Regions from separate parts of the Mus musculus genome. Here all the other regions are linked to region 4. Evidence: chromatin loops called from intact Hi-C (ENCODE). Cell type or tissue: gastrocnemius. All regions are shown on one strand. Links, peaks and the distances in the headings refer to the core of each region. The heading gives the core; the rest is flanking DNA. Region 1 has its middle 22 kb from the start of Rufy1. Region 2 overlaps Adamts2 (a disintegrin-like and metallopeptidase (reprolysin type) with thrombospondin type 1 motif, 2). Region 3 has its middle 13 kb from the start of Rufy1. Region 4 holds the start of Adamts2 (a disintegrin-like and metallopeptidase (reprolysin type) with thrombospondin type 1 motif, 2). Region 5 overlaps Adamts2 (a disintegrin-like and metallopeptidase (reprolysin type) with thrombospondin type 1 motif, 2). Region 6 overlaps Adamts2 (a disintegrin-like and metallopeptidase (reprolysin type) with thrombospondin type 1 motif, 2).

Evidence for each region. A loop is a pair of places that touch in the nucleus more often than their neighbours do. Peaks named below come from ENCODE experiments on the same cell type or tissue, not always from the same donor. Only the 100,000 strongest peaks of a DNase experiment are listed, where the experiment ranks them.
Region 1: it touches region 4 in a loop (2.6-fold over the local background); 11 of 42 quality-filtered maps call a loop at or near these places.
Region 2: a loop joins it to region 4, with 3 times the contacts of the local background. A loop is called at or near these places in 13 of 42 quality-filtered maps.
Region 3: it touches region 4 in a loop (4-fold over the local background); 11 of 42 quality-filtered maps call a loop at or near these places.
Region 5: a loop joins it to region 4, with 6 times the contacts of the local background. A loop is called at or near these places in 6 of 42 quality-filtered maps.
Region 6: it touches region 4 in a loop (2.4-fold over the local background); 3 of 42 quality-filtered maps call a loop at or near these places.

What each region holds. Positions count from the first base shown.
Region 1 is chr11:50,450,069-50,455,184 of GRCm38, reverse strand. No RefSeq gene overlaps it. Among named protein-coding and RNA genes, the nearest start is that of Rufy1, 22 kb to the right of the region's middle. In gastrocnemius, for the core only: a CTCF peak has its summit at 2,556; no DNase peak of the experiment used is centred there.
Region 2 is chr11:50,766,900-50,772,015 of GRCm38, reverse strand. The region is part of intron 5 of Adamts2 (a disintegrin-like and metallopeptidase (reprolysin type) with thrombospondin type 1 motif, 2); the gene reads right to left. Among named protein-coding and RNA genes, the nearest start is that of Zfp354c, 58 kb to the left of the region's middle. In gastrocnemius, for the core only: a CTCF peak has its summit at 2,315 (motif pointing right); DNase peaks (open chromatin) are centred at 2,348 and 2,665; H3K4me3 peaks cover 501 bases; H3K27ac peaks cover 490 bases.
Region 3 is chr11:50,441,851-50,446,966 of GRCm38, reverse strand. No RefSeq gene overlaps it. Among named protein-coding and RNA genes, the nearest start is that of Rufy1, 13 kb to the right of the region's middle. In gastrocnemius, for the core only: CTCF peaks have their summits at 2,290 (motif pointing left) and 3,143 (motif pointing left); no DNase peak of the experiment used is centred there; H3K27ac peaks cover 365 bases.
Region 4 is chr11:50,600,530-50,605,645 of GRCm38, reverse strand. It overlaps Adamts2 (a disintegrin-like and metallopeptidase (reprolysin type) with thrombospondin type 1 motif, 2), which reads right to left and starts at 3,561. Exons shown (of 22, transcript NM_175643.3): 1 at 3,347-3,561; 2 at 2,015-2,409. The coding sequence starts at 3,482. In gastrocnemius, for the core only: CTCF peaks have their summits at 2,386, 3,118 and 3,872; DNase peaks (open chromatin) are centred at 1,935, 2,351, 3,207, 3,707 and 2 more places; H3K4me3 peaks cover 3,301 bases; H3K27ac peaks cover 2,238 bases.
Region 5 is chr11:50,671,557-50,676,672 of GRCm38, reverse strand. All of the region lies in intron 3 of Adamts2 (a disintegrin-like and metallopeptidase (reprolysin type) with thrombospondin type 1 motif, 2), which reads right to left. Among named protein-coding and RNA genes, the nearest start is that of Gm39819, 24 kb to the left of the region's middle. In gastrocnemius, for the core only: a CTCF peak has its summit at 2,925 (motif pointing left); DNase peaks (open chromatin) are centred at 2,019, 2,931, 3,233 and 3,584; H3K27ac peaks cover 4,000 bases.
Region 6 is chr11:50,690,195-50,695,310 of GRCm38, reverse strand. All of the region lies in intron 3 of Adamts2 (a disintegrin-like and metallopeptidase (reprolysin type) with thrombospondin type 1 motif, 2), which reads right to left. Among named protein-coding and RNA genes, the nearest start is that of Gm39819, 5.1 kb to the left of the region's middle. In gastrocnemius, for the core only: no CTCF peak of the experiment used is centred there; no DNase peak of the experiment used is centred there.

The sequences.
Region 1 (5,116 bases), core at 611-4,610, 150 kb after region 4:
AGATGCCAAATTAGGCGCCAGAGCGCATGACAGGGGCTGTTCACTTTATTTAACAAGAGTCACCATAGAGATGAGAGTAAGACAGTGGGAGAGATGACGGTTGCTAACAGCAGCAGCCTGAGCCTGGTGAGCCCCCGGAGACAGAGCCTGTACCATATCTAAATCAGGGGTTCATCTCTGTCTGGAACTTCATACTTTGGGGGGCACTTTTTTAGTGAAGTTTTATTTATTTTAACAGCAAATGTCAAAAGTGTTTAAATAAATATTACCCCCTAACATGTGTAGCTGTATTATAGGAGATTCAGTTTTTTCTTGCCATTTTTCCTTTGCTGATAAAAAAAAAAAAAAAAACAGGAAATGAAATCTGGTTTATATATAATTTGTCACACATGTAATATACCCAACTTTGTAAGCACTCCAAGTTTTCATTAACTCTACTGAAATATATTCACATTAAGAAATCTCTCAGCCCTAATGTTGTTAGTTTCAAACTTCCCAACTTAGTTGTTTTGCTAAAAATGCAGATTGGAGCCAGATGGAGGGCGAGGCACCCCCATTTGACCTTCCTCCTAGCCAGATTCCCACAAATGGCAGGAGAACCTTCTCTGATTAAAAGAAGCGTGAAGAAGAAAGGGAGAGAGAGGAAAGGCAGGCCCGTGCTGGAATGGGAGGGCAAGAAAGGCCACCATCACTGACCACAGCATTTGCCATCAGTCTAAAGCTAGGGTTGACAAGCCATGCCCTCAGTGGCAACTGAGGCTCCGTGCACCGGAAGGACCAGGAGCTCCTCTACTCTGAAGGAGCAGAACCTGGCCCACCCCACTATCCTCAAAGAACAGAATCAGGTTCCTGGGAATTCTCAGACAAAAAGATGGGCAGATGGCCAGGAATCTACAAGCACTTAAAAAGTAAATCACCACAATAAAAAAAAATTAAATATGCCACCAAAGAATTACAACCAAAGGAAATGAATAGAAGAAAATAAAGAAATTATGATATAATTTCCATCTTCTGCAGTATGGTAGAAAATAGTTCATTCGTTTTAAAAAAAAAAAATTATAACTAGAGCCAAGTGTGGTGGTGCGAACCTGGAGGCACTCAGGAGGATGAGGCAGGACGATGCATCTGAGGCCAGCCTGGGTTACATGGTAAGATTTAATCTCAAAATAGGTTATAAATAGTAGAAACTGAAAATTAGTTCTTTAAATGCAATAGATGGGAGCTGGAAAGGCATGGCAGCAGTTAGGAACGCGTTTCCAGCACCCACATAGGGCTGGTCACAATCACCTGTAACTCCAGCTCCAGAGGATGCAACACCCCCTTATGGCCTTTATGGGCATCTGTGCTTATAGGTGTACACACATTAAAAATACAATAAATATATTTTCTTTAAGCCAATAGAAGAAAGATAGTAAGCTACACATAACTGAGGGATGGTGGTGTCGTAGAAGATGAAGCTAAATGTGAGAAGTAAACACTCTGGACTAAAACTCACCAGACGCGGAGGACAGATCCAGACATTCCAACGTCAGTATGACAAGGGTTTCCCGAAGAAGAGAACACACAGGCGGGAAATGAAGAAATGACAAAAGAGTTGATGGTGGTAAGCATTCCAGGCATAGAAAGGACATTGCTCATCAAATTAATCAGGTCCATTTAATGTCAATTGGGTCAAATGAAAAGTCAGAGAACTTTCAAAACGTAGGCACATTAAAGTAAATATTTACAATATAAAAAAAAAACAAATAGAAGGGAAATCTTGATAACTTTTAAAGAGAGAGATTAAATTAATCATAATAGCATGAAAAATATGTTAGCATTAGATATACCATCAAAGCTGTGTGCTAGAAGATCGTGGAACAATCTAAAGAGTTCCTTATTTTTACTTCATGAGTGAAATATGTGACCCACGTGTGTGCCTGCCATCCATGAAGATGGGTAGACAGCATTAGACCCTCTGATCTGGAGCTACAGATGATACTGGACGAGCTTGTGGGTGCTGGGAACAGAACCCAGGCCTTCCACAAGAGCTGCGAGTACTTTAAGCACTGAGGCATCCCTCCATTCTAAAGATTATTTTTAATTTAGATTTCAATAACCAACCAAACTACCACTCAAGGGTAAATGTTAGATAAAACATTTCCAAGCATGTATGGGACCATGCCACCTCCCAAAAACCCAAGAAAAATAGAAAATAGAAACTCAAGTTGGATTCTTACAGTCACATTGGACAGCTCACAACTACCCGTAGCTCTAGTTCCAGGGGATCTAATGCCCTCTTCTGGCCTCCTGTATTCGCAAACACATAGATACACATAAATAAAAATAAATCTTTTTAAAAATACTAAATTTCAGGCAGATGTGGTGGTGTATACCAATAAGCCCAGCACTTAGGATGCACCCCTGTGCACATGCATCCCTGTCTACAGGCATCCCTCTGCACATGCAAGAGCAGGACTTAGGAACTATTCATTTAGCCCTGCCACACAGGCTGGAGAGATGGCTCAGTGTATAAGGACATTTTCTGTTCTTGCAGAAGGTTTGAATTCATTCTGAGCACCCACATCAGGGGGTTTACAACCACCTATAATTCCAGCTCCAGGGAACCTAGCACCCTCTTCTGGCCTCTGCAGACACTGCATTCACATAAATGGATACACATGTGTGTCTCACACACACACACACACACACACACACACACACACACACACACACACATATACTTTTACAATTTTAAAGAGAAAATATTGGGAGAGATGGCTCATTGGTTAAGAGCAGTGACTGCTCTTCCAGAGGCCCTGAGTTCAATTCCCAGCAACCACATGGTGGCTCACAACCATCTTTAATAGATCTGATGCTCTCTTCTGGTGTGTGTCTGAAAACAGCTACAGTGTACTCACATACATAGAATAAATAAATAAAAAAAAAGAGAGAGTGAGAAAATATTTAAAAGCTATGAGACTTCTAAAAGAAGTATAAATTAAAAGTTCTCTAAATCATTGAATCAATAAGCTGGTTTTGCTCTTTTGAACAAATGAAAATTTTTGTCAATTTCATATATTTGTATTCACTCAGGGGCAGGTGTTTAAAAAAAGCAATGGAAATCACCTAAGAAATGTATTTAAATAATTACATAACTTTTCAGCTCCCTTTAAGCTAGTAATACAAGAACTGGGGGTGTTGCTCCACAGCCGAGAACTTACCTAGTGTGTCAGGTCATGGGATCGGTCCCTATCACCATAAGAAAGAAAAAAAAATCAAAGAGGAAAACTCATGAGCATGGTGGCAGGTGCTTGTCATCCCATCTGTCAGCAAACTGAGGAGGGGGTCATGAGTTTAAGACCAGCATGGACTGCAGAGTGAGACCTTGTCTTTATAATAGAATATATAAAAATCATGCTAGCTAAGAAGTGCCTAAATTGAGATAGTTATACTATATGACCAAAACACTCTCTCTCTCTCTCTCTCTCCTCTCTCTCTCCTTCCATCCATATCTCTCTCCCCCTTTCATCTCTATCTCCCTCGATGTGTGTGTGTGTGTGTGTGTGTAGCTCAAACTAATGGAGCCACACACACTAGGCTCTCAGCTCTCTACTGAGCATCACCCCTAGTACAGACAAATTCTCTTAGAATTCTAGGTCACTCAGATAAGCTAAGCAACATTCCTGATGGGTGCTTCTACATCATAAATTGAAACTTAAGCCCAAAATGCAAAGCTAGGTACTACGGCTCTTGCCTGCAGTCCCAGTGCTTTGGAGCCTACACTAGGAGAATGGTGAGCTTGGGGTTGGCTCCGGTTACATAATAAGACCACATATCAAAAAAAAAAAAAAAGAATTTTCCTAGCCTACCAAGCACAATATAGACAGTACCATAGTATAACAGAAAACACCAGGTATTTACCTCATGGCTGTGGGGTCACTACCCAGCACCCCAAGACAGCATCATAACGGGAAAAGATCCAAATTGAAAACTCAAAGTATGGTTCCTTCTGAATACTTCTATCATCAAGAATTTTAAAAATCTTTAAGTCATGTTCTCATAAACTGGGTACTGCTACATTTGGAATCTGCAATGTCTTCCACAAGCTCATGTTTTAAACAGTCAGTTCCCACCATGTGACTGCTGTGGAGAGGAGGACTCTGAATATTACACCTGAGCCTGGTTCTGGCCAGCCATCTCCGACTTCTGGTTGGTGCCATGTGAACAAGCTAGAACCAGCTGTGGCCACCACCTCCCGCCACCAGGGACTATGTCACTACACTGAGACTTCCCCACTGGGATGAACTGAAATGCCTCTTAACTGTTATTCAAAAAGAATCTTCCCTCTATTAAATCGTCAGCTATTTGGATCACAGCACTGAAAACTAACCAACGCAGGTACCATCTGTCTGTCACCATAAGCAAACAGAAACATCTCCTTTGTCCTTTCAAGACCAATAAAAAAAACTTTCTTGTAACCGAGGACTGCAGGATACAGGGTGTAGTAGGTCAACATTTTAGCCCCAGATCTTCACCTGTGCCCACACTCCATCCATAGCCTCAGTACAGGGAGAGAGCCATTTCCAACCCTTGACCTTGGGCTTGGCCAATGGGGTATCAGCAGACGTGATGCCGGCAAAAGCTTAAGATATGTTTGTGTGGCAGATGTGCTCCCTTGAGGCCCCTGACATAATCCACCGGTGTGCACGCCCTTACTAATCCAAGGACGGGGATGATAGACATGTAGAGAGGAGCTGTCCGGCTGCCATAGCAACCACCTGCAAACTCTGCCTAAGATTCAAATGATTAGCGTTGGGTGCTGCTGTGATTTGGGGATGGCTTGTTATACAACATGATTGTGGCATTAGCTAACTGATACTTGGAGGCCAAAACATTCAGGGACCTCTGTGGTACCTGAGGAGTAACTCCGGGGCTTTACCGTTAAAAGGCTTCTCTTCCTCAGGTGGCTACTCCTGGAAGAGCCACCCCTTTCTAAGCACAGCTCAGTGACTCCAATGCTCTAGCATGCTGCTAGGGCAACAGTGCAGAGATAGCTGTCAAAATAGTCTTCAAAATGTTGGCACCCACTGACCCAGCAATTTCACTCCTGCGTATTGATCCTAAGGAGAGAAAG
Region 2 (5,116 bases), core at 723-4,722, 170 kb before region 4:
GGACACCGCCCCTCCCCCCCACCTTGTAGACAGGGGCCAAAACCGCAGGTGGACGGAACACCCCCACTGCTTTGCAGAATGGTCCCTGCTGGTTCTCTCCTCCCCCCAAGACGCTGGGCTCCAGTCCTGAGACTCTCTTGGCAGACAAGGTGATTTCACTGCCACGGCAGGATAATTTATTGAAATATTGATCTGTGTTTTTGTTCTTGCTTTGTTTTCTTCTCTGCCTGTTCCAAGAAAGCAGGCTGCTACAGCGTTCCCCAGCCTCAAGGGGTTTGTGCTATGGGAACAGAGCTCAAGGGGTCTAGGTTCTGCTTCCTAGCTTTGGAATCCCAAGAAAGGTCTCTAGAGAGCAGGGAAGAGAGACAGACTTGGGGAACACTGCCCCAGATAGGAGCCGCACTACAGAGGAGGACTCCAGGAAGATAGAACTTCAGAAAACAGTATCCATGTGCTGTGCCCTTGTAAGCCTTGATATGCATGCAGGCACCCCAAGAATTAGAGCATTCAGGGTTCTCAAGTGACAAGATGTAGGTGGTGCATATATGGTCATCCCTTAATGTCTGCTGCGGGAGTGATTTTAGTACTCCAATGAAGACATCAGTAAAGGCTCAAGTCTCTTCTATTAAAGGATACAGCATTTGCTGCATCCCCACATCTCTTTCTGTATCCTTTACATAAACTCTAAATGACTTATACCATGTACCGCAGTGTAAGTGTGGAGCACATAGTTGCTATACTGATTGTTTAGGGAATAACAACAAGATAAAAGCCTGCATATGTTCAATACAGATGTCCTGCTTCCTCCTGATTATCCTCCATCTGTAGTTGGTGCAATTGGCAGAAGCCAAGCTGTGGGTGTGGAGAACCAACTGTATTTTCTCCCAACCTTTTCAAGGTCTGGCCTATCTCAAGCAGGCACTGAGGACCCAAGGGGAAGTGTTCTTTGTTCTTACTAGGTCTGGAACATTCTAGGGGGTCCCAGAGTGCCCTGTCCAAAGGATGGTCTGTGACAAGGCATCAATATTGTATCCAGGGCTAAGGACAGGGCACATATGCATTTTAGAAAGAGCAGATTCTTATGGGGGGGAGCAGTCAGGAAGGGGAAGTAAGTGTGGCTCACTGCACTGTTAAAGGGTCAACATCTGGTGGGCGACAGGAGATGTCAGGGCCAGGGGGTGTGGACATGGGCAGAGGATGTGTGGGGAGTGCCTCACGACTTAACAGGGAGGGTGTGCGATCTGGTCACGGTGCTGTGGCGAATCTATCTTGAAGATGGTCTTTTCTGTATAGTTTGTTCACCTGGTGAAATCTCCAGGGAGTGCCTGCTTCCTGATTCCAAGGAACAGGATCCACCACTAAATGTATATACAATTGGTCGCCTTCAGGCCAAGAGGCAACCTTGGGGCCCAAGCTAAGCCACCCAAGCTAAGCTAATAGAATCGAGGCTTAAAGGGCTGAAAAGCAGCTGATGTGCCTTAGAAGCACAAAGAAGTTTCTGTCTCTTTCCCCATGCCCTTTTCCCTCACCCTCCATACTTTCCACTTGGGACCCACAAGCTGTCTTTCCCCACATGACCTTAAAAGACTCCTCCCAAGGGTCTGGAGAGATGGATCAGTGCTCAAGAGTGCATACTGCTCTTGCAGAGGACCTGTAGCCCCAGCTCCAGCTCAGAGGACCTTCCCTACTCTCATGCACATAACCATGCCTACTGACCTCCACACATGCACACATTATTTAAACACCTTTTAAAGAGCTTAGCTTGAGGCAGAGATATCTAGGACAACTGAACATGTCTAGGCCCTTGGAGAGAGACCCAAGCTGGCTGTGGGCTCCCACAGGGCCATATCTAGATACACTGCTTGTTAGACAGGGTCGAGGCTGTCCCTGTGCTGTTCAATGAGCATTCATGATGATCACAAATGGGATGAATTAATGAATGAACAAAAATCAAATATACACACGCTGGAGAGTCACGCTGGGCCAGGGAGGGCCTAGAGGCTGCAGGAACATTCCTAGGAACTCATGGAAAAGCATCACCAGCAGGGACAAGCCCAAATGCTGATGGCAACAGCCAAATTCTTGGCTCTTTGAGAACAAGCCTCTGCATACGTCTCATTTAAAATTCAAAACTGCCTAGGACATAAGCACTGTCATTATCCTAATTCCCAGATAAGAAACTTCACCTCTTGCCATTAAAGTCGTTGACTCCAAATCCTGAGGTGGAGGTGGACGTCATACAAAGGTTAGGAGGAAGTTTGGCTGGAAGTAGGTCTACTTCTAGACAGAAGGCAAAGGAAGGGCGGGCTATGGAAATAACCACCAGGTGGCGCTGCTGCTACAAGAATGCAATGCCAAGATCCTGAGGGAGGTCGGCAGGCTAAGGAACACAGCTCCTCCAGGCTGGGCGGCAGATCTGACTTGCAGCCGGGCAATGGTAGCCCTCTAGACACCAGACAGATTCTGGGGTCTCACCCTAAACAAACCAATTAAGGCTTGTGCAGAGAGCTGTATTCCAACCGCTGCTCTCTTGACACTTGACTGTTTACTGTGGAATGCGCTGAATTATTTATGTTCTTCCCTCCTTCGGTCAAGGAGACAGAAAAAACGGGATCTGCTGTTTGGAGGCCAGTCTCCATGCCTGCCAACAGGAAGGCTCTGCAGGCTGGGCGCCACCACGTGGTGTCTGTGAGCACACACCCAATCCCAGGGCCACGGACAGGGAGCTGGAGGTGTGGGGTACAGGGTGCACTACTGTTCTTGGACACTTTCAGTCCCTTTCTGGGCTCCTCTGACCCAAAGTGTTTGGGTCCAACCTGAGTACCCAGCTTAGGGCTCAGGAACTTTGACCTGTGACTGTTTGGGCAGGACATCCAGTTTGCAATAGTTATTGTTAACACCCATCTGAGAATCTATAATCCCCTGGGAGATTTGAGCGTGCCTGTAAGGGATTGTATTGATTCTGTTAACTGAGGTGAGAAGACACACCCACCATGGTGGCGCCATTTGCTGACTGGAAGCCTGGGGAGGACAGAACTGAACAGAGCTAAGGATAGGTTGTTCTTTGGTTTGACGGATAATGTGACATGACCAGCTACCTCAAGCTCTTGCCACTGTGGCTTTTCCCTCCATAATGGACTGTAACCTGGAGCTATAAACGGATATAAACCCTTCCCTTAAGAAAGCAAGACACAGTCCATACCCACAAGTCTTTTTCCTTGTCTACTCTGGCAGTGACCATGTGGCCCACTCTAGTGCCAGTGGTTCAGGCTGCAAGGAGACCTGGCTTCAGCTGGTACCAAACCCATCCCAGAATGCCCTGGCCCTGGGAGACCTCAGGCTAGCCCACCAGGCAGGAATTAAGAAAGCACACACAGGGCTGAGATTCAGGCTGTGTAGAGCTCTCTTCTCAGCTTCAGTATTGCTGACCTTTGGGGCCAGTTAACTGTGTGTGTGTGTGTGTGTGTGTGTGTGTGTGTGTGTGTGTGTGTGTCCTGAGCATCTCCCAAATTATAACAGTGAAAGTGTCTCTAAACATCAACCCGAGTCCGTGAGTGTGGGCATAAAGTTGTAGAACCATCGGTTGGGAGCATTGGACATAGGGGGAATGGCACAGGGGAGCCAGGCTCAGCTCACCCAAGATCTGTGCTCTCTAGCCTGACAGAATGACAGCAACTGGCTCATCCTCTAGGGACAAAGTGGCTGTCATGTATGACTTTTGGTAGATCACTCACCCCGTGGAGCCACGTTTTCACTGTCATATGGAGATGGTGACAGTGACTATGGGTGCCCCCTTATCATCAGGGGATGCCTGTCAGTCCCATGACAGGATGCCTGAGACAGTGAGCTGAGCAAGGCTCTGAGGACACTATGACGCGTCCTCCCAGGCAACATCACCAAGACGGAGTGATTAAAACATACACGGCTTTGACGGTTATGTGACTGTACTCTCCTCCTTGGGGAGAAATACCGCTGGACCACAGGGCCTGGAATCCCCGAAGGAGGTATAAATAAAGTCATCTGACTCCCAGCGAAGGGAGCCTGAAAGCCAGGTGGGGGTGGGGGTGGGGGCTTCAGACAGTGAAGAGTCAGCAGTCCGTCTGATCTCCGTGACTGCAGTCATTCCTGTCAAGCACTGGGGTCCCTCAGACTTCCTCTTGCTCAGAAAACAAGATTCTGCCATGTTAAGTAAGTCATCCAAGGTCCCACACGTACCCCTGGGCTGGCATGAATGCCAGGACCAGGGCCCACCATCTCTGATGGCTTCAAAACAAGTTCTGCTCTATCTAGCCTGACTGCCTGCAGCCTCGGGGACTCCCCAAGGCTGGTGTCTTCTGTTCCCATCTGTGGCATGCAAGGTGATGTGGGTGGCTCAGAAGTCATGGTACAGGTGCCTTCTAGACCCGCCAGGGGAAAGCAGGCAAGAAGGTATACCCATCGAAGAAAACCAAGCTACTAGAACAGGATTCAGTGTTAAATAAGAACTCCTGACATGGTCTAAAAATTAGACTTTATATCTTGGAACCTAATTTCTAATACAATAGTATTAAGATGTGGAACCCTAGAAAGTTATCAGGTCAGTAGGACAAAGGTCCCTGAACTAGAGTGGCTCTCATATAGCTCTGAGACCTGTCCCATCCACCACTCATGAGCATGAAGCTACCTGTGAGGACTCCAGATCTCCTGACATTCAGACTTTGGACTTTCTGGCCTTCAGAACTATGAGCAATAAACTGTCATTTATTAAGTATCAACCTAAGGTAGACTCATTAGACCAGATCAAAAGGACAGAGGCGCCCTCCGGTGGTAGCGTCCAGCATTAGCACTGTCTCATCTATTCTAGACCTAATGGCTCTGGTGAGGAGGTGTGCCTAGGATGGCTGGCGACAGGTAATTATGCCAGGGGGTCTTTCCCAGACTAAAGTATAGACTGAGCTTGGCCCCTAGGGTCTTTGATTCAAGGCTATCTGAAAGAAGGCTCTCTCCCATCCATCCCAGGATCCTCTCTGCTCTTTCTACAGTGGGACACATGGCAAAACCACAACGGTGTTGGCCCAAGGCTTTAGCCTGCAGACTCCTTTCCTCCCAGCATGTCTCCGCCTTCTACTAATAGACC
Region 3 (5,116 bases), core at 724-4,723, 160 kb after region 4:
ATCGTTTGTGCTTGTGGGAATATCCACCACATCCACAGGGGCAACTGGATCAGGAGCCTCATTCTTGCAGCGTCTCACCAATCTCTCCAGCACCCAAAGAGGTTCCATCTGGTCCTGTGGAAACACACAAACAGACCCTCTCGCCCACGTCAACACCTGATCTACTCGATCCCCAGGGGGGATGGACACAATACCTCGTGGTGATGAGACCATAACCTCAATCACCTGTGTGTCCATCTGGGGAGTCAATATGAGAGTCAAGTTTTCACTAACTTCCCCTCTGTTAGGCAATGATTTCCAAGCCCTTATAGGAATCTGATTCACCTGCTCAAACACCTGCAGTGGATATCCTGTCTGTTGTTGTGCAAATCGACCTTGATCAAGCAGCATATCTCTATCCCATGCAAATTTAGCTTGATCAGTGAAAATAGGACATCCCAGCAAGGAGAATCTATCCTCTTTCCAGACCTCCGGACAGAAGGTCTGCCCATAGATGGCTGACGAGGAGGCATAGGGAGGAGGCGCAGAAGCTAATTCACCTCCTCCTCCGCCTCGACTCTGTTGTCCTGTCCTTTCTGTCCACCTGATAACACTGTGTCTCCTTTCTTTTTCCTTTTTCTTTTTAAGCCCTTTTCCTCTTCCGACATACTTTCTTGTTGCTCTGTAAGGATTTTCTGACCTGTCTTGACTGCCTCTACACACAAACAGTAACAGAGTCCATATATCAGAACAAACAAGACCAAAACTATCAGACCTACCCACAAAGGGTCAATGGGAGAAAAAAGCATAACTACACAGCGAGGATCTATTGATCACTACACTGAGGTTATCATAGTTCCTTAACTTGTCCCCAAACTGGGAACCTTAACTTGTCCCAAACCCGTGAACCTTATCTTTACTTTGTGCCTGCTTCCTGGCAACTTTATGCTTGCCTCTATTTTATCCGAGGTCCTTCCCAAACTCCTGGGTTACTTTGTGCCTACTTCCTGGCAACTTTATGCTCACCTCTATTTTATCGAGGTCCTTCCTAAACTCCTGGGGTCGCAAGTTTCACTCACCGTGAACTTACCCTGCCGGCAACCACTGACTGCTGAAAGTTCTGAACTCGGTGGGGGAGTCGGTTCCCCGTACGGGCCACCAATTGTCGCGCCCGCTCTCGACCAGCAAGAACACGCGACCACCAGTCCTTCTAACAGCAGTTTATTCAGTCCTCATCTCTCTTCTTTCTCTTCATCAGTACCGTTCCCCAGCTGAAGAGTTCTGAATCCACGCCGGATCCTTCTCAACAGTCTGTTTCACGGGAACACTTTATTAACCCCTTCTTCCCCGTTATGCAGTTCTGAATCCTCCCTGTAGCAGGGGGTCTTCTCTCTTGCCTGAAGATGTTTCTTTTCCCGGGTTTTCTCGTCCCAGGTCTTCTCGTCCCGTCCCGGGTTTCAGCACCAATTGTTATTAGACGCGTTCTCACGACCGGCCAGGAAAGACGCAACAAACCAGAATCTTCTGCGGCAAAGCTTTATTGCTTACATCTTCAGGAGCCAGAGTGCAAGAGAGCAAGCAAGGAAATGGCGAAACCCCATCCCTTTTTAAGGAGAATTATCCTCCACCTAGGACGTATTACTCCCTGATTGGCTGCAGCCCATCGGCCCAGTTGTCATCACGGGAAAGGCAGAACACATGGTGGGAAAACTGCCCCTGCATGTGTGCAGACTATGTTTACCACTTAGAACACAGCTGTCAGTGCCATCTTATAATGGCAAATGTGAGGGCGGCTCCTCACACCCATGTGGCATAGCAAGGCCTTTCCTCCATGCCCAGCATGGGGGAATAAAAGACGTGAAAGCAATGAATGGCCATTGATTAGTAAGACCAGGACTAAGCAGACTGGGCTGTCATTCATCCTGAGGTCTTCACCACGGCCACGCCGATGCCTGTGCCCCCTCTCAGACTTCATCTTCTCATCACAAGAAACTGAGACTTTGGCACTGTACATATTTCAAAAAAGAAAATATGTAGTTATGATTAATTTTTAATATTTATTAAGATAATCTTGAAATTATTGAGAGCAGATTTAAAGTGCTCTCACCACCAAAAAAAATGATGTAAAGCAATTACCTGCTAATGAACTTAACGACCCCATGATGAATACACATTCAAAACATCGTGTTAAACACAGTAAATATATGCAATTTTATTTATCATATATCAACGTAAAAAATACTTTAAGATTTTGGAAACTGCAGGTGCAAAGCTCCAGCTCTGGGGGAAGCTGACGCCCTCTTCTGGCTTCCCCAGGCAACTGCATCCATGTGCACATTCCCTCCTCAACACATACGCATAATTAAAAACTTTAAAATATTTTTAATTTTAATTTTTTATTTAATTTTTTATTTTATGTGTATGCATCTTAGTGTACATATGTTTATCACATACATGCAGGTACCTACAGATGCCACAAGGGGGTGTTGTATCCCCCAAAGCTGGACTTAAAAGAGGTTGTGAACTCTTCGGTGTGGGTGCTAGAAACTGAGCCAGGATCCTCTCAAGAACATTGTGTGCTCTTAACCACTGAGCCATCTCTTCAGCCCCTAGAATGTTTACATTTTCAAATGAAAATAATGAGTGCTTTGCATTGTAGCAATAGTATATGAAAATAACTACATATTATTAAAAATTAGTGGGAATCTGAGAGTGTTAGTGCACACCTTTGACTGTAGCACTCAAGAGGCTGAGATGGGTGGATCCCTATGAATTTGAGGCAAGCCTGATCTACATAACAAGTTCTAGGCCAGCCAGTATCAAAAAAAAAAAAAAAAAAAAAGAACAAAGAAAGTTTTTAATTAGTTTAAAGAGCAGCATGGTAACATTTACAGCTCTCTAAAAAGATTCCTGGCTTAGTAGATGACAGCTGGATTCTCACATCTGCGTCTATGGAATGCCACACATCTTGAAGTCTCTCTGGAAATTTCCACTGCATTCTCAGGGGAGAATGAGAAGTATGTGCTTTAGAAGTCAAATTAAATCTTAACGCTATTATGAAAATATTTGGGGCCATACTTTTAAAACTACTGTATACAGTCTAATTATTGCATAAAAGAAGGCAAAGACTGAATTATGGATAAGTAACACAGTGCCCCCTAGTGGTACTTTTAGTCATTACAATCTTCTTCTGATTATGGATCACAGTTGTGTTTGTGCCTTAGATATATCTATACATATTTTATGAGCAACACATAGTGTGTGAGTGTGTGAACATGTGGAGTGTGTGGACATAGGTTGTGTGTGCAAGGATATCTAGTGTACTGTAAGCAAGGCATTTGTGCATATGGCATGGTATAAATATATGTGCACGTAGCATGTGCATATGGTTTGCATGTTGTATTGTATGAGATATATGTGCATGCATATGATACAGTATCTTTCAGGAAATGTGTGTGCCTTGTGGGTGTACAGGTACATATGCTATGTGTCTGCCTTGTCTGGGTATATATGGAGTGTTCTATGTGACATGTCATATTGTATGTGGTACGTGCACATACCATGTGTTTTGCTGCAGCACATTTTGTCTATGTACGTGTTTTTGTGTATGTACTGTGTGTGATGTATGCTGGCATGTGTTGTATATATGTCTGTGGGGCATGTATAAATATGTGGTATGTGTTTAGGTATTGTAGGTGGAAGAGTTAACTTTTCATCTTCTTCTACATGTGTGGACTGAATCATTTCAGTCTTTCACAAAGTGTGCATTAAACCACCCGGAGACCAACAGGCAGGCTGAAGCCCTTGGAAGACGTACACTCCTCTCCAACATTCTTTATAGCATAGCCCTTGCCCCCATTTTCCAGCCATGGCTCTCTTTTACAGGTGAGGCAGCTAGAATAAGTACTAGATGTAAGATTCCAATTTGAATCTTCTGACCAGCAAGAAACTTAGTGATTCTGTACTAGTGTTGTAAATGATAATGATAATAACATGAAATGCTAGTGTAATTGACATACTAGTGCTGACTGTGACCTCAAATATAAATGTAACTTCATAGTATTAGTGTCGCCAGGTAAACATTAAAATGTTATTACACTTCTCTGAGGTTAAAAAGCAACAGCCCAAGCGTAGGTCAAGGGTGTCACTCAGTGGTAGGGTACCTGCCTAGCAAGCGCAACAACCTGAGCTACTCTCCAGCACAACACACAGCATGTGAGCGAGTAAGGAAGTTTCTGAATAAAAAACAATATGGGTGTGTCCCTGGGAGCAGGAGGTGGGGGTTTCTCCTCTCAGAATCCTTACCAACCCCTCTGTCTTCCCCCTGCTTCCCATGGAGAGTAATCCTGGCTGTGCCTACAGCCACACCCCCACCTGCCCAAGGTACTGTCCATCTCCAGCATCCTCCCTCCAGCTCCATCAGCTTTCCACATTACTGGCCTTCTCTAGCATATTAAGATGCTGCTGCCCGCCCTGACTGAAGAGAACAAACAGAACACCCAGTCTTACCTCCTCTGCCAGTTGTTTGGCTTTACTAATCTCTCATTCCTCCCCACGTCCCACCATCTCACTTAAGCCTACGCCAAATAGGCTTCTGTTTGCTTGGTTTTGCATGCGGCTCTGGGAAATTATTTTAATCAAGATCTCAGGTTGTCTCTGCCTGCTGGTCCTCAGTCAGCTCGCTTCCCTAGTTTCCTCTTCTTTGTGTATGGGGTAGGGCGGGGTCCGGGGTCTCAGCAGCCAGCACGGGCTGGCCTCCACATCTCAGTCCTCCAGCCTCAGCCTCCTAAACCCTGGGATTGCAGCTGGATTCCTGCCCATTTTGGTGACTCCCTCCCTGGGTTCTGTGATATCTCCCTCCACCCCTCCTTTAACACACCTCTATTCCCCTATCCACTTTGCTGGCTCTACTTCTCCATGGTCTCCTTTCCCTCTCTGTCCACCTACTTTCCCTTGTTCTCTTGGCTCATCTGTATATCCTCTCCTGCTTTGCCAGTGAGTGGAAAGGCATCTGTGACTAGTCCTGGCCTAGGAGCTGTGAACAGAAGAGGCAGGTCATTTCCCGGCACTGCCTGGCACACGACTCTCCAGCTGCCTTTTCTCTGGCTACAGCTATTTGAAAAGATCTTCACATCGA
Region 4 (5,116 bases), core at 322-4,321:
GAGTGAACCCATCATGGAAGCATAGGGGAACTTAAAGGGTTAACGAATTATGTGGTAGAAAACCAGGGGCAGGGACATACAGAAAAAGAAGGGAAAGAGGAGGAGAAGGGAAGAGAGTGGGGAGAAGAAAAAGGATGGAAAAGGAGAGAAAGGAAGGAAGGCAGAGAAGGAAACGGAAAAGGAATCCTAGGGATCCTGCCCCACCGTGTTGGGTTGTTATCCGCAGACTGCACTGAAAGCCACTCAGGTTTGTGAGCCCGCCTGTACTCTGCTGTCTGTAGATGGCCCGTTCCTGTGACATCCCGCTGTTTGTCCCTCCTAAGCCAGTTCATCCCAGGAGCCATCAGGATGACTCCAGCTCTCCACCTACTTGCCAAGGTGCCCTCTCCCCTCCCCCGATCTTTGAGACTCCATCAAATAGCACCTGGGTGTCCTTCTGCCCGCATCGGTGTAGGACCTGCCACATCTCTGACCTGCAGAAAAGGATAAACATATCCAAAGGAAGATCCCTGAGCAAATGAATTGAGAGGTGAATGAATGATGCAGTGTCACTGCCTAGTGCTCTAGTGGAAATTAATGAGTAGAGAGAGGATCCCTGTCAACCCCACCGCCTTGTCCAAAGTCCCCAGTGGCCTTGTCCAAAGTCCCCAGTGGTGATCTCCCTTCACGTTTAGGAAACTCACTGGCACCCTTACGGATGACTTGCCTGTGGGATTGCCACAAGGAAGACAACAGAGAAGAGAAAAATGTGCCCTAAATTAACCCAAGAACATTTAAAAGTCATTTGCAACATGCTCGGGCCCTAAGTAAACCCGACCAAAGGCAGTGATTTCTCTGAAGCAACAAGTGATGTTTCCTGTGCGTCCATAAAAAGAACTCCGGTGGTTGTGGAGCTGGGGTGTAATTGCCGGCTCTGCAGATGGCAGGGCCAACCTGGGCTCCCTGAGGACGGGCGTTGCTCAGGGCTGGCAGGTCTAGAAGCATGGTCACATGCCCAGAGCCGGAGTACTCTGAACAGCAATTAGAGCAGAACCCACGGTGGGCGGCTTCCGATGTCTGGCCGGCGCGGCCAGCCTGACCACTGTGCATTGAATCCAAAACAGAAAAATGGCACTGGTTCTGCAATGCCAGGCCCCTGGGTGGCAGGGTAGCACCACCAATGTCAGCCGCTGCCTCGAGCACTGATTCAGGCTCCCTCTAAGAGTCCCCGTGTGGCAACCATGGTCCTGGGGGGACACCCAGTGACAAGCGAGCTTTTCAGGGCTCTAGTCGCAACGGGTGCCCTAGGTCGTTCCAAAAGGGACCGGCACGGGTTCACCAGGAACTACTCCTCAACATCAAACAGCCCACAGGGCACTAGGACCTGCATTGCCAAATGCTCCCCTTGGCTCAAATTAGAGGGAGAAAGCTGACTTTTCAAAAAGCCACTTCAACAGGAAACCACAGTATAAAAATCACTGGTTCCTGGTCAACCAAGGGACAGAGGGCTGGCTGGGCATTTCCGCATCACCACCTGCTCCTCGGGCTGTTGTAAGCACACACAGAAGCAAGGAAACTGCCAGGACCCATACCCAACACAAGCTCATACATGTGATCAAAGTCACTCTGACACACTTTTGTGAAGCCCACGGATACCGCTACGCTTGGGAGGTACAGATACATGTATACTGGCACCCAAAAAGAAGAAGCATGCATACATTCCAAAACACACACACACACACTGAGAGGCACACACGGCAAACGTATGCTTGTATCTAAGAAGCAGACATAAGTAGTTTGGCATTGGGGCTGGAGGTGGGTTCACATAAATCGTCCCCCTTTCTCTGACCAATCAAAAAATCTTGCCTTCCCGCCAACCCCTGTTGCAAGGCGAGTGCCTCCCTAAGCACTGTGGAGGAGATGATGGTCCTCAGCGCGCGGGCTATGTCGCCCTCCCAGGGGACTACCTAGTAATGGGTTTCCAAAGCCCAGGCAAGAGCCAGAACAGAAGGGAGCCCTAGAAGAGAGTACTCACCAGCCCATCACAGTTACTGAGCGCCACCGAGGAGGCTTTAGGTAAGTCTGCCACGTCTCCAACGTAGAGACAGCTCCCAAGCAGGGGCTCCACTCGGGTGTCACCCGTCTCACCCTGCCACTCCACGGTGGCCCCCGGAGCCACGAGCCGGGCGTTGGGCCGCAGCCGCAGGTGCAGGTCTCGGCCGAATACTGTGAGGTTGTAGAAAAGGCGTCCTCCAGGGTCCTGAGCAGCGCCTCCGGGCAAGCCCGAGGTCTGGTCCAGGGCAGCTCTGCGGGCTCGTACCCCCGCCCCGGCCGTCTCCAAAGACACCACGTGGGACACCAAGCGGCCCTGGGCGTCAGTGCGCACCGGCACCGCCAGGATGCGCTCGGCTCCTTGCCCCGGGGGCCCGCCTGCAAAAGAAAGGGGCGTTAGACTTAGCGGAGACCTCGGAGACTCTGAGCCTGTCGGCGGAGCCCGGCGCCCCCAGCCCTTGCCTCAGTTGAAGAAAAGGGACATTCCACCACGAAGCCTCCAGGAAGGGGCGTTGACAGGACCACCAGTCCGGAACCACGTCGCCTGCGGGCCGTCCCCTCTAGAGGACCAAGCCAGCAAAAGAGCTGCCCCAGTGGATTCCCAATTGAGGTTCCTCGGACACCTCGCAGTTACCCTAAAGAGCGACCCCATCAAAGTGCCCTCGCTCCTTAATTATACCGTCCTTGGTAGGACACGGGGCTCCTCGGAAATTATTCCACCTTGGTCCCCTGCTCATGCACCCTGACCCTTCAGCGGTCCCTGCTGCCCAAATGTCCTCACCATTGGCCTCCGGAGCAACCAGGTTCATAGGCGGCCTGTCCTCAGTCCAGCATCGGGCAGCCCACTGTCAGCCCCCCTCGCCCCGTACACTTAAGCCCGGGAGAGGTGGAGCAGGGTCCCACTAATCTCCGGGGAACCTCTCCGGGACAACCCATCCAATGCTCAGGGCCCGCAGGCGGCGCGCTCCGCACCGGCTCCTCCCGAGCGTCCCCGGGCGCCGCCTTGCCCTGGCTCCCCCGGACCCGCTGGTGCTGGTTCTGCGCGCTCCGCCGCTGGGTTTTCCCGGCCCTCCAGCGCCACACTCTGCATCTCGAGAGAGGCAAGTGCTCCGAGGCTCCTTGCGTTCCAAGGCATCGGGGTGCGCCCCCTGCGCGACCGCCCCGGCCCCGAAGTTGGCCAACTTGGCCCCGGGCGCGGCGCACAGAGTTTGCCCAAGTCGCCTCGGACGATGCTTGAGGAAGGGTCGGCGGGACGCACCGGGCAGGTTAGTGTGGCCGGAGGGTCGCGGGAAGTGGGGACCAGGCTGGCACCTACCTGGGGGCTCGGTGGCGGCGACGAGCCGGACGCTCGCGGGCGGCGGCGGCAGCAGCAGGAGAGGCGGCGGCGGCAGCAGCAGCAGCAGTAGAGCGGGGCAGAGCAGGCGGCGAGCGGCTCCCGCCGGCGGATCCATGGCAGCCCGACCGCAGCCGGGGCCCCGCACTCGCAGCCGGCGCGAAAGTTCCCCGCGCGCTGCCCAGCCCACATCTGGGGGCAGCTGGAGCCGCCCGCAGCTGCAGCACCGCAGGGCGCGGGGCGGAGGAGGCGAGGCGCGCAGGAGAGGGCGGGGAGCGCGGAGGGAAGGCGGGGAGAGCGAAGGAGCGAGCTAGCTAGCGGGCGAGGGAGGCGGGAGGAGGAGGCGAAGGCAAGCGAGGGGGAGGGCGGGGACGGCGGGCGCCTCAGCCTGCGGTGACCCGGCGCTTCTTGGCGCGGCCGCCGCCCGCTCCCCTCCTCGCTTCCCGACTCGCAGCTAGGCAGAGACACCCCGAGGCGGCGGCAGAGAAGCGCTGGAAGCCGGCCAGGGGTAGCCCACCGCGGGTCCCAAGTCACCTCGAAGGAGTGGCACCCCACCCGGAGAGCCCTATGTAGTGCGAGTCGCACTCTGCTGCCTTGGGACTCCAGGGGCCGTCTCACCCTCATTCTGTGCCTTGTAGCTGGATGAGACACGGGAAGGAAAAGAGGGTCTGGGAGGACATTGAGCCTGTTTCTATGTCCAGATGGAGGCTCCAGAGGTGGGTCGATACTTCCCCTCACGGAGCACTCCCCCAGGCTATCTCAAAGATCAACTTTTGCCCTCACTAAAAAAAAAAAAAAAAAAAAACCGAGGTTCCCTCAGCCCCCAACCCCTCTCTTTCCCTCTTCCAGTTCATCAGCCCCTGGGTCCCTCCACGCCCTCCATTGCAACCTCTGGTGGAGACTCTCCCTTCCCTCTCTTAACTTCGAGCACAGCTTAGTTGCTGACCTCAGCTGCCTCAGTGGGTCTCCTGCCACAGTCTGCCCTTGGGTCCACCAGAAACAGTCCTGAACACTCTTCCCCGTTTCCAGGTGAACATGCAAGGGCAGAGGCAAACGTCCCTGCCAGTTTGCTGTGAGTTCCAGTTTCTAACAGGATCCATCTTCTCCAGCAGGGTCCTGGTTCTCCCATTTCCTGGAGTCACTGTCCTGCCAAGGCTGTTGTCCTTGGGCACAGTGACTCCCCCAGCTCTTGTTTTCCTGGGTATCTCTTTCAGGCCCCCATGTATTGGAACACTTTTGCAATGTTATGTCCAGTTTTTGTTTTGCTCTTCCAGATAAAGACACCTGTCTCTTTGCTCTTCCACTCGCCCTTCCCCAAGCCAGTGTGGCAAGCCTAAAGCAGAAGGTACAGAGATGACTCCCTATGAACAAGAGGGCCCAGTCTTATGAGGGAAACTACATGATTTGTACAACTGGTGGCTTTCATGGTGACTTCAGATCCTTGGTTCTGTCCTTCCTGGGGCATGGTGTGCGGGCGTGGACCGCTGTAGTCTGACAACCACCCAGTGGCTTCCTTGCCTCCTGGGGACACCTGGAGTTGGATCTACTCTTCAGAAACAGTGATTTCTTGCTGTCAACATTGAAAGATGATGAGATTATTGGACGCAGCAGCTTATGTGTGTGCTTCCAGCACTAGGAAGTCTGAGACAGGAGGATAGCCATGACTTTGAGGTTAGCCTGGTCGACAGAGTGAAATCCTCTCTTAAAACCAACAACCCTCAAAAGAAGGGGGGATGGAAAGAAAGGTAAAAC
Region 5 (5,116 bases), core at 752-4,751, 71 kb before region 4:
AGAGACAGGGTGAAAAATAAAGAAAATAAAAATAAAGCCCAAGAGGGGGAGGAGAGAAGCAGACATCAGCACCTCCACCTAAGTGCATGGCCTTTCCCCAGCTCAGAGCTCCTTTGGAGCCAAGTGCATAGTGCTGGTTGGGATTCATTTCAAAGAGAAATGGGTCAAGGAAAATTGGAAATTTTTATAGAAAACACTTCAGGCTTGGGGCTGCCTGAAGTGCCTGCTGTCCTGCGGAGAATCTGGGGAGGAATCGGGGCCTGTGGTCAGAGGTCTCCGGCTGCTCTGGGTGAGTCGCGTTCAGGTCTGGAGCCCCAGTCCTGTTTCTCAGCTGTGTCTACCTGTATTCTTCTGTCTTTGCCATCATGGTGGCTGACTTCAGGGCTGGTGTTGGACTCTCTGAGTCTCTCCTAAAGACACTTGTCCAGGAGCAGGCCATAGATGGCTTGCTGCCTACACCTCTGTAACACACAAAGCCCATCCACTTTACTTCAGAGAGAAGGTCTCACTGAGCTGGAAGCTTGTCAATTCACCTAGTCTATCACCAGCTTGCCTCAGGGATTCCTTATCTCCACCTCTGAGACACTTGCTTACAGGCCCGGTGACAGGTCCTCTTTGTGTTTTATATGGGTGCTGGGCTCTGGACTCCATTCCTCACACTTGTGGGGCATATATTTTATCAACCCAGCCATCTCCCGAGCCCTCCAAGATATGGTCTGAGTAGACCCAAAAAATTCTGTCCCCGGCACAAATGTTATTTGCATGCAGACTTATCCCCAGAGACATCACATCTCTTCCAGCAATTGCAATTGCTGTATTGGAGACCTGCAGAGAGCAGACCTGGTGAGCCAAAGGCCAGCATAACCACCAGACACGGCTAGCCTTATTAATTAAACTCCAGGCACACCTGTGAGGCGAAAGGCACTTCATTTCTGAGCTGTGTGCTGTCTGGAAACCAGCATGGTCACTGTGTACCGCCAGAAAAGCTCTTTGGGGGACATTTGCAACCCAAATCCAGGGCACATAAGGCAAAGCATCGATTCATTGTGTCTGGAGAAGAGACAGCAATAGAGAAGAGACAGTGAGGGCTGAGGGAACCTGAGGTTCCAAGACAACAACATCCCTAGAATCCTAACGCTGTAGCAAGACAGGGGCTCTGGACAAAGACATAAGGACGATTTCGACTCACCCCAACAGCTCAATGCTATACCTACTTAGAGATGGAGAAACTGAGTCACAGAGCAGTTGGACACCTTACCCAAGGCCCTATAATGAACCAGTCACTCAGCCAGACAGGACCTACCCATTTACACTCTCCCCTGCACCAAATTAGCTCTCACACGATGCCGATGTCGTGCCCTCCACTAAACTGCCCCCATGCTTGCTGGGGAGCAGCTGTAAAAGCAAGACAGCTCCTTCAAAAGACGCCAGTCATTTTCAAGAACTGCCTCTTGCATCTGAGTTGGGGCTACAGCCAAGCCAACACTGAGATTGTCATCCTCTAAATGACATTGGTCATCTATCCAAGAACCAAAGCAACAATCCAAGACTTCCCCAGGTCACTGTCTCCTGGTGGTCCTTAACCCTGAATCAGAACTCACTGATTCATAGAAGAAATGAGAAATGGGGTGTGGGTCCTGAGGCACAGATAAATTGAAACTGAAGGCAGAAGAGAGCAACCAAGCACACAGGACTGTCAGCACCAGTCAGGCAGGGTGCTAGGCATAGACTGCTATGAAGACTGACTCTCCCCCCACCCCACCCCCATCATATCTCTATTGAGAGATGAGGTGAGGCCTGAGCTGCCCCGTGCATGGCTATTGCCTTTATAGCCTCAGAAGAACTTACAGGGCAGCACTCCCACACCACAGACCCCAACCCAGGAGGCCAGCCAGACTAGGGGACTGGGCCCTGCCAACTCTGCTGACGTTCTGTCCCTAGACAACTCAGGGCCCCAGGGAATGTACAGCCTCGGGTTCTCCCAGAGCCAGTTCCCACCCACCCTTCCCAGCGTGAAGCCACGTCACCACCCTGGCATCTCCCAAAGTTTTCCCAAGGGCCCAGCCCTCGGGACAGGCACACTGCTGCCTCTGCCAAGGGTGTGCTCAGCTCTGAAATACGCCTTCCGGCGCCCAGGCCAGATGCCTCAGGTTTCACAATCAGTGCTTTCCTTGGGTCCCCAGGCTGCAGGAATGGGGTTGGGGACTGAGAGGGCACTGAGTACCAGATTCAGTGCTGTAAGCTGACCAACCGACACAACAGGGCATGGAAGAAAAGGGGTTACCACACAAAAGAGCCAGACCCCAGGGCTCTGGCAAGAAGTTCAAGAAATTCATTCAGACACAAAGGGTCCCGGTATGGATATATGAACCAAGGCCAGATCTCAGATTCAGTCCTAAGTCCAGCTCCAGCCAGAGCCCTCTCTTCACCTTCCTCTGCGACCCCAGGGTTCAACACTTAGATATGTGGCTTGAATCATTGGCCCCAGGGTGTCCACAATTTATTCCCCAGAATCCACCATTGTTACCACAGGAGATTAGATTGAGCACCTTGGGATGGGGAGGCTGTCCAAAATTATGTTAGAAGGCCCTAAAAGTCATCACAAATGCTTTCATAATGGTGAGAAAGAGGGAGACTTGTCTCCAGCAGAAGAGGAGGAAGTAATCTATGTGGTCACAGAGATCAGTATGATGTAGCCACAAGCCAAGGGAGGCCGGCAGCCACCAGGCAGATGGTGGAAGAGGCTGGAAAAGGCTCTCACAGACCCATCTTCTAATTCTGGACATCCCCCCCCCCCCCCCGCAGGGCTCTCGGAGATTATGCCATGCTGTTTAAGCCACTGAGTTTGTGATGTTATTGCAATTGCCTCAAAAGACTGAGTGTGGTCTGAACATCTATGTGCAGGGCCAAATGGCGCCCTCATCTGGTTGTCAGCAAGTCTGCACCCCCTCCCCACTGTACCTCCTCTCTGGTCTCTCAAATCTCCTTCCACGCTCCCCACGACCCAGACCTCACCTGTGCTGAGTCCCCTACCTAGACCTCACATGTATATGGAACTGAGTCTTGGTGAACTCCCTGCCTGGGAGTCCCTACACCTCCCTTCCCATCCAGAGGCTTATCCATACAGCCTTTACTCTATTCCCCTAACACCTCACTTCTACCCCACCCCTATGGCACCCCACCTCCAACCTCAAGCACACTGCAGCCTGAGCAGGCTTGCCAACATGCAGGATGCTCAGTCAGGTCCCCAGAGACCTTTTATGGCTGTCCCCTGCATACAGGACATTGTCTAGATCCTAGGTGAGCTGTAGCCATCACCTGCTCCCCCCCCCCTGCAAGCACCTGGGCATCAGCTCTGCCTCACCCGCACCCCAACCCCATCCCCACCCCCACTTCACCCTGCATGGCTCCCTGCAGCCTGGAAAACTCCGACCTGAACTCAAGGGAAGGTAACCCGATGACATCTAGTCAGGAGGGATTGGCTTCCCTGTCTAGGGGGAGGGCTGGCTGTGGGCCAGTCACTCGGCCACGTGGAGAAGCCAGTTGGTGCCTGTGCCTCATCCTCTCTCTCCAGGCCTGCCTTGGCAGCAGCAGGGCAAAGCAGCTCCCGTGGTGTGGAGTCACTTCTGCCCATCAGGGAGGACACCCAAGCCTGACAGCAGCGGGCAGAAGCTTGGCACCCGCTGCTTCTGGAGAGGAGGTGGCAGCCAAGGTCACTGGCACAGGACTGTCTGACTTCTTTCAGCCCTGGGGCAGTGTGTACAGCTTGGCTTGAGGGCACAGCAACCCAGAAGGAAGCAGGTCCCCAGGGCGGGAACCACCTGCCTCGTTTCCATTCTGAGGTATAGCCAGGGGTACCCCAGGGAAGCAGCCTAGTGGGGAAGACTGACACCGCTTCAGCCTCTGCATCTCAGAAGCCACGGCCAATGGGAGGGGCCTGTTTTATTTGGTCCATACTGTGCTTTTTTTTTCCCCCGAAATTTGAAGCCACATTTTAAAATGCCTAAGAATTCTCATAAAAAATGATCATCTGAATTCTCTTGGTGCTAATACATTCAACTGCTCCAGATCCATGAGGCTACCTATGAGACAGAGCAAGGTCAAGAGAAGTAAGGGGGAACCCCTGCTTCAAATAGGGTCTCTGGTTCCACCCTATGCCAGAGGCAAGGCGGGTACCATATGCCACACACTGCTACATCCATACTGCTGCTTTCATCTTTACAGAGATGTCTTGTTGTCTGTGTTTATAGTAGAAGGAGAGAAAGGAGATTGGGGGGTGTAGCTCAGGGGTAGGATGCTTGCATATCATGTATGAGGACCTGAGTTTAATCCACAGCACTGGGAGAGAATGGGGGAAAGGGATGAGAGCCAGGCCAAGGGTGGATGCTGTTTGCTGCTGTCTCATTGAAGGCCTCTGAATGTGTAGCTCTGGTCTTGATAGTGGGACACTGTGCAGACAGCTCTGTGTGTATGAAAGGGAGGTGGGGATATCGAGACTATGACACAGGGATCTTCACAGAATCCCAAGTGGAGACACAGCCTTCGGTGCCAACAGCAAGGCCAGCTGTTCTGTGTAAGTGGCCTCATCTGTCTGGCCTTCCCAGGTGCTGGGTGACATCTGCCTGAGGCAGGACCAGGTTGCTGCTGTGCATGGGTGCTCCACTGGAGTGCTGTCGTATACTGCTTCTCCGGCTCAGATTTCACTTTCTGCATGTAGCTGAAAGGGAGTTACTGAAGAGATGGAGTCCTGACTCCTGTGACCTGTCGCTGACACTTTCCAAGACAGAACAGTGCTTGGCAGATGTGATTAGATCAAGGACGTTGACGTAGGGGAGGTATACCTGGGTCACCCAGAGAAACTCAAATGGAATCAACCTTCCAAGAGGGAGAGGAGACGTAGGGAGAGTAGACATGTACACAGATAGAGAAGTGAATTCTGGCGACCTCTGAAGTGATGTGCCCTCAAGCCAAGGGCCTGAAGGGTCAACCAACACATTCTCTCCTACTATCTCCAGAGGCAGTGTGACCCAGCCCACATCTCCATTTCAGCTCAGTGACAGTGACCTCTGGTCTCCAAAAGTATGACATAATGTGTGTGTCTATCCAGCTAGGGCTC
Region 6 (5,116 bases), core at 648-4,647, 89 kb before region 4:
ATAAAAATAAGTAAATCTTTATATAGAAAATAATTAAAAATCACAAATCAAATAAACCTAAGAGGCACGTAGAATGCCCTATACCATCAGAGGAGAAGAAATATCATCTTCGTGAACACAAGTCATTCTCTGCTATAAACATCAGTGTCAGGTCACAAAACAAGTTTAAGTATTGAAACCATACAAAGTATCTTTTCCAAACTGGAGGAAACAAAAGAAACTTTACAAATGTGTGGAATCTCAATGAATAGTTTATTCAAACAATTAGGACAAAGAAGAAATTGTAAGATGAATTAGACAGTCTATTGAGACAACCATGAAAACAAACCCCCAAAGTAACCAAAACTCATACAAAGGCAGAGCCCAGAGGGAAGTTTACAGCTGTAAACCATCATGTTTAAAAAAATAAGGAGGAGCTACATCAAAACACAGCTTCACACTGTAAGAAGCTAGGAGAGTAAACTCGGAGCTAGTGAAAGAAAGAGAAAAACAGGAACAAAACAGAGAACAATAGAAAAATACCGAAAGTTAGTTCTTTGAGAAAGTCAATGAGATTTACTATAATAAAAGCTTGAACTCCAAAAATGAGAAAAATACTCAGGACAGGATTAGCAACCTTGTAGAGGTAAATGAACTACCAGAGAAAATGCTGGATAACCACACACTGACAAACCGTGCAGGACAAAGTTAAGAAGTTTCTAGGAACCGATTACTATTGACTGAAGGCGAAATAGGAAAATTGAACAAGAGATTGACTAAGAAAGGTATTGTAAGACAACTACAACCAACCTCCTTTGTGAATATAGAATAAAAAATTCTCAATAACGCACTAGCAAAATGATTCCAGCATGATATTAAAGGGATTATGTGCCATAATCAAGTAGAGTTTACCACTGGAATGTAAGGATGATTCTACATACAAAAATGAATCCACATATTCTACCACATTCATAGAAACGAACTGTATGATCACCTCAATTGACACAGAAAAAAATTTGAGCACGTTCAGCATTATTCATGATTAGAAAGAGACTAGGTATGGCAAGAACTGCCTTAGTACGGCAAAGGCATCCCAGAACAGTCCGAAGCAAGCATCTCATTCAGTGGCGATAACTGAACTATTTTTTTAAAGAAATCCACTTTTACACAGCCATTAAACATGTTGCTGAAAGATATAGGCAGAGCAATTAGAAAGAAATTAAAAAGCATGCAAACTGGAAAGAAACATTTGTAAACTTCAAAGTAGAGCATTAGTTAAATACTCTACAATACAACCACAGCTAGCAAGTTCTAGAGGGAAAGATCACACTCCTGAGGGGATTTGTTTGTTTGTTTGTTTGTTTGTTTGTAGCAGTTGAAGTGGAGGTTGCTCAGCCCATCTCATGAACCATGTGTGTGGTGTGTATGTGAGAGGACTGGCTAATTGTCCCAATTAGCTTTAACTGTCAACTTGACACAGCCCAGAGTCACCTGAAAAGGAAATCTTGATTGAGGAATTTCCCAAATCAGGGTGGTCTATGGACATGTCTGTGTGTGTGTGGGGGGGGGGTATTGTCTTGACTGTTAATTTTGATGTAGAAGAGCCCAGCCTACTGTGGGTGGCACCATTCCCTAGGTAGGTGGTCCCAGCCTGGAGTGAATCAGCAGGCCACATTCCTCTACAGCTTCTACTGTATCCTTGACTGTGAATGAGTTCCTGCCTTGACTTCTCTCAGTGATGAACTGTGACCAAAAACTGTAAGCCAATAAATCCTTACCTCCCCTAAGTTGTTTTGGTCAGAGTGCTTTTATCATAACAACAGAAGAGAATTTAAGACATTGACTTTTAAAAACATCTTAAGTGGTAAAATTTACAGCACCATTTATTTTCATTGAGACTGACCATTTGGGTGAGGTGCAGTGGTAACTGGGAGTTAGCATAAAATATTACGTGCTGGAAAGTATTTGTTAAAGTGTGGCAATTCTGGAAAAAAAAACATTTTTTATTATGAGTCTTTTGCTTCCATATTTCCCATGCCATATCAGAAAGATCAAACCATTGATTAGGGATGGCTATTATCTCTGAAGCTTCTGAAGAGCTGAGCAAGGGTGATGGGCAGGGATGGGAACTTGTTTGTGTTACAGATCCATCATAGTGGCATGGGACCACAAGGCATTAAAAGGCTTGAGAGACGTGCAGGGAGGAGTGGCTGCCTCAGGGTAGCATTGTATGGAGCTCATTGGTGACACGTGCAGAAGCCAAAGCTTGGTTACCCATATATTTCTTGGATTAGAAAGTCCAATTAAGAGAGGGAGTCTTGGGGCATAAACATTAGTCACACCCTTTGTCCTGTTCTGGGAGGCAACAAGGGGGTCTTAGGAAGAGTCAGGCCTGGGGTCTGAGAGCCGCAGGTTCCCGCCCAGTGTTGAGGCCATGGGGCACACAAAACCACAAATACCTGAGGGAGAAGAGGACTTGTGGGTGCAGCATTTCTTTGGGGGACAATGAAATTGTTTTAAAGTTGACCCGTTACATAACTGCATTCCTCATCTGTTCACCAAACAACAAGCTGTGAAACACGTTACAGCTTCTCATGGGCATAGCGACTGTGGACGCAGCAGTGTGCCGTTCTAGGTGCCTGGAGTCGTTAGAGACTGTCTGAGGTGTCCAGATGCACTGGGCCGTGTGCAGATGTCTCCGTATTTTATAGGAGAGACTCATATTTTGGAATTCTCAGGAGTCCTGACACCAGTGCCCTGCAGCTATCATGAGATGATTATGTGCTGAAAGACATAAATTTTGCACCTCAAATGTCAGGATTGCAGCTTAGGTGAAGTCCAGCTCAATAAACCTATCGAGGAGGGAAAAGAAAAGAATGGCCTCCCCTTGATCTCTTATTCCTCAGAATCATTTCCAGGTAGCCTCCGGCCCCAGGTAATATTTCCTGGGTCACCGGGGTGGCTGCCCATACTTTAAGCACCAAATAACAAGTCGCTTAGGTCTTTTTTTTTATAGCTTTTTAAAAACTATTCATACATTGAGTAGTTCTTTGGTTATAAAATTATTAATTAACTAACCATCTCTCTCTCTCTCTCTCTCTCTCTCTCTCTCTCTCCCTCCCTCCCCCCTCTCTCTCTCTCTGTGTTTATATGTGGATGTGTGTGCATGTGTACACTTGTGATTTTTTTTGTGTGTGGGTTTCAGGGTCTATGTAGATGTCAAATCGCAACTCTGCAATTACTTCTCTCCCACTTTTATGTGGGTTCTGGGATCAAACTCAGGTTCCCAGGCTTATACAGCAAGCACCTTTACCTGCTGGGCCATCTTGTTGGCCCCCAGGTCCTGTTTCCTGCCGCCCTGTGTTCCATGGGACAAGACCCTAGGAGGCCACTGAGTTAGTTGTCTTGTCATCAAGGAGAGTAAGAGCTAAGTGACAAATCTTGCACCACCACTCGTAGCTGTGCCTGCCTGAAGAGAGACAAGTGTTACACTCAACTAATTTATGTAAAGACCTGCTGCTCATATTCCCACAGTCCACACACACCTTCCATATTGCCCCCACTCGTGGCTTCTTCCCATACGGTCCTGGCCAGATGAACTGCTGAGATATCCTGTATTCCTGCTCACACCAGGGAGATAGCAGAGACTTCGTATCCATCCTGTTTCAGTAGAGGTGATGTTTTATCCATTCACCCACCCATTCCTCATAGAGACTTAGCTAGCACTGGAAGCCAGAAGGCATCAGAGAGGCCCAGGTTCAAATCCCAGTATCTCCACATTCTAGCTGTGCCACCTCCAAGCCTTTTATATTTACAGATGTGGGCTCTTCTATCTCCCTCAAGCTCTTGGGAGACAATCACGGTGAAATTCACATCCACATGATACCAGAGCCAGGCAGGGTTTGAACCTGTTGCATTTCTGGCCAGTAGGAGATCCACTTCAGCACACAGCCAATAGAGAAATGACTGTGCAGCACAAAGAAATGGTATCTAAGCTTCCCCCCTGCATCTCTTCACATTATGAATAAAGCAGGTAGATCAGGTCTGAGAAACCTCAATCCTCAGACAAAAGTAGAAACTACACCGAGAGAGCGATGTGTCTCTGCTAATAGGAAACGAGTGTCAAGTTTTCCAGGCATCTGTCTGTGACCTGTGCTTGGCCACCAGGCTTGGCTCTCCAGCAGGGGCACCACACTCAAAGCATTAAGGAAAACAGTCTTGCCATTTCTCAAAAGGTTAAACACCCTGCATTTATTTAGCTTGTTTTACTTCACATCATGCCTTCTTAGTTCCATCAATTTTGCTGAACAGTAATACATTACTATAGTACAATTTATACATACTAATTCTATAACTGTTAGGGTTTTTTAAAGATTTATTTATTTATTATATGTTAGTACATGGTAGCTGTCTTCAGACACACCAGAAGAGGGCATCTGATCTCATTACAGATAGTTGTGTACCACCATGTGGTTGTTGAGATTTGAACTCAGGACCTCTGGAAGAGCAGTCAGTGCTCTGAACCGCTGAGCCATCTCTCCAGCTGTTAGTTTTGATTATAAGCTTGCTACAACCTAGAATCATCTGGGAGGAGAATCTCCGGGAGGAATGTCTACATTGGGTTGGTGTGTGGGCATATCTGTGCAGAATCATCTAAACTGATGTGGGAAGATCCAGCCCACTGTGGGTGGCACTATTCCCTAGGCAGGGAGTCTCAAATTGTATGAGCAGAGAAATCACACTGAGCACAAATAAGCAAGCAAGCAAGCAAGCAAGCAAGCAAGCAAGCAAGCAAGCAAGCAAACAAGCCCATGAATACCTATGTACTTGTTTCTCTCTGCCATAGGTTGTAGATGTAGTGTAACCGACTGCTTGAAGTTCCTGCCTTGACTTTCCCAAAATGTTAAACTGTAACCTGGAATTGGATGTGGAAATAAAACCCCCTTTCTCACCCAAACTACTTTTTGTCAGGGTGCTTTATCACAGCAATAGAAAAGAAACTAAAGGCCATGTTAATCTGAAGTAGTTTTTTTTTTAATCTAAAATTATGTCTTATAGGTTAATCAGGAACTTACCTGGGCTCTAGAAACTCTCCTCTTAGGTATATGCCCCAGAATAAAACAAGAAGATGGTTACA